Linked DNA regions of Homo sapiens: region 2 is linked to region 1. A link is a loop called in an ENCODE intact Hi-C map of the cell type or tissue named here. Cell type or tissue: PC-9. All regions are shown on one strand. Each heading gives the region's core, and the rest is flanking DNA. Links, peaks and the distances in the headings are about the cores only. Region 1 has its middle 170 kb from the start of GZMB. Region 2 overlaps LOC112268135 (a long non-coding RNA gene).

The links. A loop is a pair of places that touch in the nucleus more often than their neighbours do. Peaks named below come from ENCODE experiments on the same cell type or tissue, not always from the same donor. Only the 100,000 strongest peaks of a DNase experiment are listed, where the experiment ranks them.
Region 2: a loop joins it to region 1, with 12 times the contacts of the local background. A loop is called at or near these places in 6 of 110 quality-filtered maps.

What each region holds. Positions count from the first base shown.
Region 1 is chr14:24,803,665-24,809,048 of GRCh38, forward strand. No RefSeq gene overlaps it. Among named protein-coding and RNA genes, the nearest start is that of GZMB, 170 kb to the left of the region's middle. In PC-9, for the core only: a CTCF peak has its summit at 2,754 (motif pointing right); no DNase peak of the experiment used is centred there.
Region 2 is chr14:25,398,336-25,403,719 of GRCh38, forward strand. All of the region lies in intron 2 of LOC112268135 (a long non-coding RNA gene), which reads left to right. Among named protein-coding and RNA genes, the nearest start is that of LINC02286, 240 kb to the left of the region's middle. In PC-9, for the core only: a CTCF peak has its summit at 2,475 (motif pointing left); no DNase peak of the experiment used is centred there.

The sequences.
Region 1 (5,384 bases), core at 55-5,054:
ACGTCTCTTGTGGGTTTGCTTATGGAATTAAGGTCTGTGGGAAGCGCTAGAAGCCGTCATCTGTTGACAGACTGTTGGATGGGTTTGAATGGCTTCCAAAGTAGATTCAGCACTTTCTCCTCCTTCCCCTTTCCTGCCGCTCATGCTTTGTAAGGATAATGTTCGTTAGAGCTCCCATCTACCCCTCATGTGGAAACCTCAGCCTCTTTCTGCCTTCCTTCCCCTCATCCCACCTCAGCAGAGAGGAATTGAACAAAGAGAGAAGCAGGACAGGGAACTGCAGGAAGCCTGGCTGGGGCGGGGGGCCACTGGTTCGCACTCCTTCCACCTGTGGTGTCCACATCCAGCAGATTGGGCGGGTGGTAGGTGCACAAGGGCAACCTTACGTAGGGAGGGTGGCTCAGCCACCATGGAGGGTCATGGGGGAGCCAGAGGGCAGAAACATGAAGTAGACGGCTTAGACCAGCTCAGCATTAGACTGAGGGGAGACAGTTACGCCTTCTTCCCGTCCTTCCTTCTGCTGTTTCCACAGGGAAAGTGAGGCCAGGCTGGGCAACCCCACAGGGCAGCAGAGAGCTGGCAGCTGGGTCTTCCCTAGTCAGGATGACAGTGCTGCTCTCAGGGAGTGGTGTTGAGGTGAGCCGAGTTTTACCTGAAAGGATGGCCTTGGATCGCATCTTTCCATGCGTATCCTGTCTCCCTGGGATAACTGAGTCACCATTACTTCCACTTTTACCCAGTGAATTCCCAAAACTTTGGCCATTGCTGTGGCCCCTCTATGTGACTCTTACATTAGGTGACCAGATGTAAGGACCTGAGTGTGCCTCACTTCAGTCCCCATGCTGGGGGAGAGGATGTCCACTCTCCCTGGCTGCTTTCTAAAATTTTGTTGTTTTTGATAACTGTTCCCAAGTGGGTAGAGATCAGTTTCTCCAACAGTATGTCAGACTCTGAAGAGTTGTCAGTGGCCCTGGGGTGGACTGTGTACAGGCTGACAGTCTGGCACCACACTCTCCCTCAACCCCTGGAATGCTCTGAATCTCCCCCTCCCCGGGGTGGTCTCCAGTCCAGCTGTCTCTTTCCCCGAGCAGGTTGGAACTGTCTTCTACTATTGCCTTTGTTCTACTTCCCATGCTGGCAAATAGAGTCCAAGTGTCATGAGGTTTTTTCCTTTGAGGGGGAGAAGGAAGTTATGATACCATCTAGTACTTCAGGGATGAGCTTGTAGGGGAAGGGGTGGTGGTAGATAAGGGAATCCTCTAAATGTTGAGTGGGACCAGTGAAAGATGCAGGTTTTAGTGAGTAATACACACCTCCTCAGCACTTTGGACTTCCCAGAGCTCTTTCACATTCCACAACCCACTTCACTCACCAGGCCTCTGAGGCAGGCAGGGTGGGGACGATTTTCCTGTGCAACACAAAGATCCAAATACAGATTAAACTGTATCATTTGCTTAAGAACACAAAGCTAGTGACAAAGCCAGGAGGCTCTCTGCTAGAAAGGATCCTAGCTAATTTACTTTTACAAAAAGAAATTTGCAAACTGGCTGCAATGGCTCATGCCTATAATCCCAGCACTTTGGGATGGGAAGCAGGAGGATCACTTGAGGCCAGGCAGGAGCGTAATGCACAGTGCAATATATAGAGGAGTAGAGTTTGAGATTTTGGTTGGGGCAGCTCCACTGTTATAAGTAGCATGATCCCCCTTGCTTGGACTGTCCTTTACAAATGACCTAATAATAATGTTGGTCATTAATAGCATCATGGCAAATATGGGAGAACATGGTATGCTGACAACATAGTATTTCTGAGACCTTCCTTTTAGCTGAACGCCTCAAGATGCTTCCAGAAAAGGTACGTTATTACAAATTTACACATTAGTGAGATGTTAGTTACTTCCTTTTTTCTCTTAGAGCTATTTTCATTCTAGACCCAGGTTCAGTTTGTGGAGTAAATGGTTCTCTTTAAATTACTGTCAACTTAAGTCATTTGGGAGTGGCTTATTTTTGAGAAAGGCCTTCCCAGCATCTTTGGAATCACACCAATATATCTGTATAACAACCTTAAACATTGTTTTTCAAGGGGAGTATGAATTATTGTCCAAAGGACATGTCACATCATCTCCCAGATCATAAAACCATTCATTTCCATCCCCATAGTTGATGACAGACATGGAGGCCAATTTGTCTCACTTCTCTCTTTTGCGAATTTAGCCTTTTTGGAATTTTTTCCAGAAAGTGCCCAACACTGGGCGCCTGTAGTCCAGGAGTCTCTCCTTTATCCCAGAGCTGGTATCTATGGAATGTCAAGGGGTCTTCATCCCTGGGCCATAAAAATGAGTGCATCTCGGTACAATAATGTCTGCCCCGTGTGCCCTGTGCTTACGTGAATTTAAGGAGGGTTTGTCTGTTCTACCAGCCAGCAGCACAGTGCGGCAGGCATCCAGGCCTGTAAAGTTTACTGCTTTGTTCTGGGTCCGTTACAGGGAAGTAGCCCACTGCCAAGCTGACATACATGGAGCCCTTATGTGGCAGGCACGGGGCTAAAGGTTTTACATTCATTATTTCATCAGTCCTTACAATGATCACCCCCATTTGAAAGAAAACAGGCACAGAGAGAGTCAGTAACGTTCTCAAGGCCTCACACGTGGTAAAATTGGAGCTGGATTTCACAGCAGGGCAGGTGAACCTAGGTCTTCATCCTAAATACAATGCAATGCTGCCTCCAGGAAATCACCGCAAGGGGGCTCCCTGTCCTCGTCCATGCCTGTTAAAAGGAGCTGTGTTTTATTTTTCCACTCCAGGAGGTGCCAGGTAGGGCACAATTCATACATTCTTATTTTCCTTCTGTTCAAATGCCAAGGCTCCTTCAGTATTGGAAAGTTTCGGACCAATGTAAATGTGTTTGCCAGTATTAGTCACTGTATCTCCAGGTCTAAAAACACAAAACATCCCCTGAAAGAAGCCACTGTACTATGAATAAAATGACATGTTTAATAGTAGAAACCGGATTTACCTTCCTGGGGCAGTAAAACAAAGGAATTGTTTTAAGGAAAGCTAACAGAACGCTTGAGGCTTCAATCACTAAGGATGCAGTGTTACAATTAAGGGATTTTCTTCAGATACTATGGATCATCCAAGCCATGTTTTAAATCGCAGGGTTAAGCTCAGAGAACCCAAGGGCTCATTTTTCTTCTTTCCATGTCATCTGACAAAGTGGCAAAGCAATTGTGATACAATGTTGTGGGACAAAGGCTCCATATCTAAGGTTGACAAGTGACACCTGGGACTTGCAGGGCTAGAAATTCCTGTCCAGCTCTTGACACATATAAGTCTGGATGTGTGATGAGGCCGGGAGCCATAGAAACAGGCATCCTTGGGTTGGCTGAGTATGCAAAAGACAGGAAAATAATGTACAAAAATATCTTCACTTTTTCTGAGAAAATCAGTAGCATTTAAAACGTCTAACAGACAAAATGTGAGAGCAATAATAATACACATCGGCAAACAACTCAGCATCACGTAGGTCTGTCCATTAGTCCCTGTGTGCTGAAGGAGGCAAGGCAGCTTTGCCTCATCGAACTATGTCCATCAGTGGCCAGTGAGATGGACCACGGGAGCAGACACTGTTATGCCCAGGGTCATGACTTATGAGCAGAAAGAAGAAAATGTAGCAGAAAACTTTAGGGGAGGGAGAGAGATGGGAAGTGAAAGTACAACTCTGGAAATCCTGATGAGGATTCCAGATGAGGCTCAAGGGAGAATTCCAGATGAGGCTCAAGGGAGAATTCCAGATGAGGCTCAAGGAAGGTTCCAGATGAGGCTCAAGGAAGGTTCCAGATGAGGCTCAAGGGAGAAAATAAAATGGGGGTTAAGGCAGGTTACACTATAGTAGTAATAGAGCTTAAATGCACATTATATTTAATTTTCTTGACAGCTTTTTTTTTTGAGACAAGATCTTGCTCTGTCACCCAGGCTGGAGTGTAGTGGCACAATCACGGCTCACTGCAGCCTCAACATCCCAGGCTCAAGTGATCCTCCCACCTCAGCCTCCTCAGTAGCTGGGACTACAGGTGTGCACCACCAGGCTTGGCTATTTTTTGTAGAGATGGGGTTTCACCATGTTGCCCAAGCTGGTCTCGAACTCTTGGACTCAAGTGTTCTGTCCACCTCAGCCTCTCAAAGTGCTGGGATTACGTGCATGAGCCTGGCCCTCGACAGCTTTAATTTGCTGGTTTAAAATCTAGTAAATATCTGGGGAAGCCAGGTGCCCGGTCATCCCAGACCTGCTGGAATTTTTTTTTTTTCTTTAGAAAACACAACATGACCAAGGACATCAAAATGGCAAGTTTGGGAGTAAATGTATATTTCTAAAAACTCCCCAATTGGTTGTGGCAGGCAGCCAGGGTGGAGGAACTGCTCTAAGAAGCCACTGTAAACCAACACTTTATTTATGGGTAATGCCTTAGGGAGAGCTAAAGCAGGATTTAAGAAGGGCCAGGAAGCAAGGAGAAGGACATGGACAGGAGAAAGAAGACTGTTCAAAAGGTTGGGGCGAAGGTATAAATGAAGGCAAATTTAGCATCAGCTTGGCTTGGTTACACAAAACCATTTTAGATGTATTTTCTAGATTTTAAGAAAGCAAACCACAAGAAAACCCGTCCTTTGCACCATCTTGTTAAAGAGGACTGTTAGTTAGCGCATTCACATTTAGAGAACATGAGACTTGCCTTGTGGGTGGGATGTGTCCTTTTTCCATGTCTCTTACATCTTTGCTTATCTTCATGCTCTGATAATGGTCCACCTGTGGCACTGCCACAATTTCACTGGCACTAGGAAGTACTGTCCCCTGCCCACCCATGCCAAGATAGGCAGGAAGTTGGCATAAAGTGACTCAGGGGGCTATGCAGGAGCAGCGCACAGCTCTCTTCTCCATGCCTGCCGAGCGTGCTTATGTGAACATGCATACGTACATCCGGCTACCACACAAGTTAGCCTATGAAAGGCACACAGAATGGGTGGCAACAGAAAACAATACTCAGACATTTGCATCTTGAAATTTATTTCGGGTGTTTTCCACCATGCCTCCCCTTCTGTTCCCCCACATCTGCCCCAATCTGCTTGTTTAGGCAGATGATTATGATAAGTCAATCGTTTTTCCTAAGCATGTTCTCATTGATGCAGGAGAAAGGCACCACTGCTTTTTTATATTAATCCTCCCATAAAATTTGAGAGTTGGTTGTGGTATAATCGCTAATAAAAATTACATTAAAAAAGGATAATCTCTGCAGGGCAATCAGCTTATAATTTAGTTCACAAGAGCAAGTGCCTTTAAATGCATAATTCACTTAAGGCTGGGTCCTCATCTACCCAAACATATCTCTG
Region 2 (5,384 bases), core at 308-5,307, 590 kb after region 1:
GGCATTCAGGACTATTCTAATATGCTAATAACCACCAAAAGTCTTCCAGAGGGATATATACTAAGAAGATTTCCAAAGTGACTTGACCTTGGGCTTTTCTTCATGGGTTTGAATGGAGGGTTCCTGACATAAAAGCCCACTTTTTTTTTGCTCTAAGCACAGAGAGATGTTTTTCCTCTCTGCCTCTTTCCTGGAGATTCTGTTCTGAAGCAAATATGAATAGCTTTTTATACTATGTGCCTGCCTGCTTGCAGAGCCCCCCCCAAAAAAGAGAAATATAGTCAAAGCTAGTTTCCTGGCTCATTCTGAAAGTTCACTCAGCACTGCAAGGATTAGCCACCTATAAGCTGAGTAACCATACACAAACCTCAATACCTCTCTGAATTTCTGCTTCCTTCCTTGACACTTCATCCAAAGCAGTTAAGGGAATGCAAGTACTGCTAATAAACCCTGACTGTTGTACCTTTCCTAGGGGAACTAGAAAAATAAGTCTTTCGTGCCAAAAGAAAAAAATCTTCTAGAGGTTGATTTTTAGGCATTTTGTCAGACAAGAATAAGCTTGTTTGAAAATAAATGGGTTAACAGAGAGTTCCAAATTCCCATAGAACAATATCACATAGTGAACTGCTTTATCTCTCTACTCTTCAACTGGGCCTTTGGTGAACTTTGGTTTCCTAGTCTCTTCTCTAGAAAGGGATGCCCAACAATATCTTGCTGACTAAAGAGTCAAACGAGGACATGCAAACCCAATTAGTACTCACCCCTTCCGAAAAGGGCCATCTGGAGGCTCAAATCTTGTGTCTTAAAAAATTGGCAGCTTTCTTCTTAGAAAACTACATTTGGTGGTGTTTAAAGAATTCATCCAATGTGGCTTGAGTTTTATGGAGCTCTAAACATTTGAGCAATATTTGGGAAAATGGCAAGCTTAAAATGTTTCTGAGTAAATCTACAGCTATAGTTTTTTTTCCCCCACTCCTGAGTCCTAAGGATGAGTTTTCTGAGTAAAAATGGAATTATAGATGGACTAAACAACTAAATAAAACCTTCGGCTTTGTGGAAAACTTCCAGGGTAAGTTAAACAGTCCATTTAAATTATTTAATGCTCCTTATATAACTAAATTTTTATGTATGGCACCTATGACCTTTACTGTGTAATGTCTTGACAAGATAAGCTACTAGAAAAATAACTCAGTGAGGAGTGAATGTTTATAAGAATTTTTAATTGCAAAGAAGCACAAGGGTCTTTGCTTTGAGGACAAAGGGTTATTGAGAGGTCACCTGTGTATTTTCTTAAGAATCTTAAAAGTCCACCTGTATTGAATTTTTTAAAGCCCTCTATTCATGTGGAGATCTATCTGCAAACCTCATGGTTAAGTCCAGATTTGAAAAATAGAATGCCTACATTTAGGATCAGGAGGTAAAATGAGATAAAGTGAAATAAAATAAATTTGAGGGGAGCACAAGTTTTTACTTTGTCATTCTCTGAAATACCTATAGTTACTACGGAACTATGAATTCTTGGAGACCCCTAAGGCATTTTAAAGTGTGTTCACTAAATTCATTTGAAGCATAAAAGGTAGAAATTTCATCAACCTTCCTCAGTTTTCTGCTCTACAACCAACACTCAAGACTTCTACATTTCCTCGTTACTGGTTACCATACTCATCGTAAGTGTGCCCATGCCACTAGTGCTTAAGTGTGTCCCTCTTCAAAGCATGAACAAGGTATTCCTTGTTTCCCGAGAACTGTGTGTGTTTATGGGGGAGAGGCAGCAGTATTTAAAGGACATGAGGGGACATTTCTCATTCATCCAGGAACTACTGTGTCTGGGAGGGGGGTGAAGGGTGCCGCAACAACTTTAAGGTTAGTTCTAAGCTTCACAGAAGCATCCCTGGTGCCATCAGTGACGCAGGGAGACTAGTGTTATTGTTGAGGTCACCAATCCATTAGCTACAGAGATAGTCTTGTAGGTGAGAAGTTCAGCTACTTTTCACTTGACTCCAGTTTCTTCTGCTTCTAGCCACAGATACGGTGACTTTCACCCTCACTTAGCTCTTGTTGAGTGGTACGAAATTTAAGGAGGTAACCTGTCTGGGTACTAGATATGCTGATTTCCCTCTTCTTTTATTACTTTAGTGACATGGGAGGTAGGGTTGACGTGAGCTGTAAGAACTGAATAGGTCTGAAAGGATCACTTCCACATGGTAGAATGCTGGCTATGCAGGGTTCAATCGGGACAGCAGCAGAAAATGAAGTATTCTGGTGATATATGATTTTTTTTTTCCTTAAATCAAGACCACAATTTGCCGTTGGTGAACTTTGACTGATGTGTTATGTAAGCATCCAGATTTCTATTAAGATGGCATAGGACAATTATATCAAATTATAAGAGGACCAATTTTAGTCATTTGATTGTTGTGAAGATAGGAAATGAAACTTCGCGTTGACTACTGATAAGAAAGAGTGCCATCTAGAGGCGCTGCCTAGAACTCCACCTTATTCTCAAGAATCATCCTTCAATGTGACCTTCAGCTGTGTTGCTCTATAACTGTGGCGCTGAAGATTGATAATGAGCGAAAGGGAGAAGTACGCGCTGCCATATGGCAATAGACTCAGATATTATAAGGACTAAATTGTGTTGACACAAAGTGAGGGCTTGGTCCTTACTTCGTTCCTAAATAATGCCCTTTCTCCATCTTTCCAGGGATGCATCTAGTCACTTGACAGCTTTTATAGTACGGTAGTTTGCCTTTAGTCTTTATATTTTAAAGTTTTTTTTTCTATAACAGAAATAAAATGCTTAGAAATCATATTATTTTTCCTTTGTTAGGAAAAGTAAGTTGGTCAGGTGATTACATCGTCGTTTTTTTAAAGCTCTAAGAGGAGAAACTGGAAAATAAAGAGCAACATGGGAGGTGCAATGCCATCTCTCATTCTACTTTGACACATTTAATTTGACTAATTGTTAAGCCAGGCTCCTTAATCTTCCTGAGGATTAGTTTCTTTCCCCCATACTGAATCATACTACTTAATAGTATTAAAATAATTCCCAACCTAGTGCTGATGTTTGCTTTACAATCTTCAGGACCACAGTAAACCACAGATTTGGATAAGAGACCAGAAAGAGGTTCGAAGTCACACATGTCACCATTATCATGCTATAGATATGTGGCAGGATTTTCCTACGAAACCAAATAATACATCAATAATGACTTCACCATTATTCTGATAATATGATGGTTAACAACACGTGAAATAGTGGCCAAGGTAAAAATTAACCCCCATTCCCCGCGAAAGAAACACAAATGAAGTTGGCAGTAGACCCTGAAGTCTAGAGTCCTTGACTAACAAACTACTTCTAAAATGAATGGCTTTCTCTGCAACAGAGAAAACAGGCAGGTGTGTTTCAATTAAATATCTGCAGTATTGGATGTTTCTGTTGTGACTTTCACATAGGAAGTTTGGACAAATGCCTTTGTTCTTTGGGAAAAGTCTGGTTCTTACGGTAGATATTTCTGGATTCTGCTGTGATAGGTGAGCTAGAGTGAAGCAGTGAAGACTCCACAATTTTCAATGATAATCTTTTTGAAATTTGTTCAGGATGATCCACACCCCTCGAGATGGTGATTACTGGTATTTGGCTTACCAATGACACGTTAAAAAATGATTGTATCATTTGTCTCCAAACTTCAGTCACCAATGGTAAAAGCTCAGTTTGTTTGCCTCCTTCTTGCAGTTAATTAAAAAGAGGATTTTTATAGCCTCAAGTGTAGTGTAATTTATAACAGGCATTTCTTCCTCCTGTTTTTAATTACCATCTTTGCATGGTGATGTTGGACCTTTTCCCTTTTATTGACTACTAATGCATAGTTTCCCGAGACCAGCTCTATGGCTGTTAATTAGAAAATAAAGAAATTTTATTTATTTTTAACCACTTTCAGCTAGGCAGAAGAGTAGAATTGTCTGATGGGGGTTCATTTCCCCTTTATTTTTCCCCATTAAAAAGGCTATCTTCCCTATCAAATAATGTTTTCTACTCCAAAATATGTTATGGATAAAAGTTTAAGAAGACTGGAATGTGTGTCCAAATCTAAGTTATAATTCTTTTGTCACCCTGACTATTGCATTGCGTAGGCAAAAACGCAGAGTTTTTCAGTGCTCCCAGAAGAACTCTTGGCATTTCTAATTCATTGAATAAATACATGAATGTATTTCTTTGCTTGCTGATCAATATAACCCGATTCATGGAGGAGTGGAGAAAAGAAAAGCAAGAAGCAAAACAATAGTTACTTAGATATTTTGGGAATCTAGAGTTTCAAATAATTGAAACACTGGAGTAAATTCCTTGGTGTCAGCTTTGTGCAGCAAGTGTTAAATGGGTGTGTGCAATCAGTAGAAAGGGGTACTGCCACAGCTTGGCCATTGGCCTGTCTATTTACTTCAAGTTTAGAAGTGGAGCTGGAAAAAGTTTCAGAGGAGAGAATAATAGCACTGTCAGTCCAGGATATAGGGCTGCAAGTCTCTGATATTTGTATGCTTTCTTTTTTATTCTTTCCTTCCTTTAGAAATAAAGAATAAACCCAAAATGGCAGAGGAATTTGCTTTTTATTCCCACAACCATATCCCAAAGCAATCTTATAAAAATAAGGTAAATTCATCTTTAAGTGATAAATGCAACTGATTACTAGGATAGAATTGCCCATATTTCATGGAGCAATTGGAAAGATTACATTTTTAATTTAATCACTATAATCTACAGATACTATTTTTCCACTTTAGAGATTTTAAAAAATTAGTGAGTGGCAGAGCTAAAAGTCCAATCAGCCTTGTCTACTTGCAAGGCCTTTTCTTTCTCTTGCTGTACGGCTGAGATCACAGGTGTGAGCAAACCTTGAATGGCTTCATTTCCTTTCTCCTTGGGAAGGTAAAATCAAGTTAAGACTTCACCTTGCCTGAGCTTCATTGGTAGAGTCACAAATGTGAGCCCGACAATGGCAAGTGGAGCTGTTTGGAGCCCCCAAGGTAGAGCTAGGTGGCTTGGAACATCTCCACTATGCAGGTTTGCTCAGCAGCCATAGCGAGCTATAGATGGGAAGAGATGCTCGTCCTTTTCTCTTTCAAGCAGATCTTTAGGCCACACGTGTCTGTGGCAGCATTCACTTTCAAAAGCACATTCTTACTTTCTAATGAGAATAGAGAGCTTCAGTCTCTAAAATCCTGTGGATAGTTTTTATCTTAATGTTCTTAACATGTTGTATTCTGTACTTATGGTACCAGCATCCCAATGATGTCCTAACTCTGTGCTTCAAACATCAAAGGCAATGTAACTGAAATCTGATGCTTAGATTTTAGGGATGCACTAAGATCTGTAGACACGATTGAAC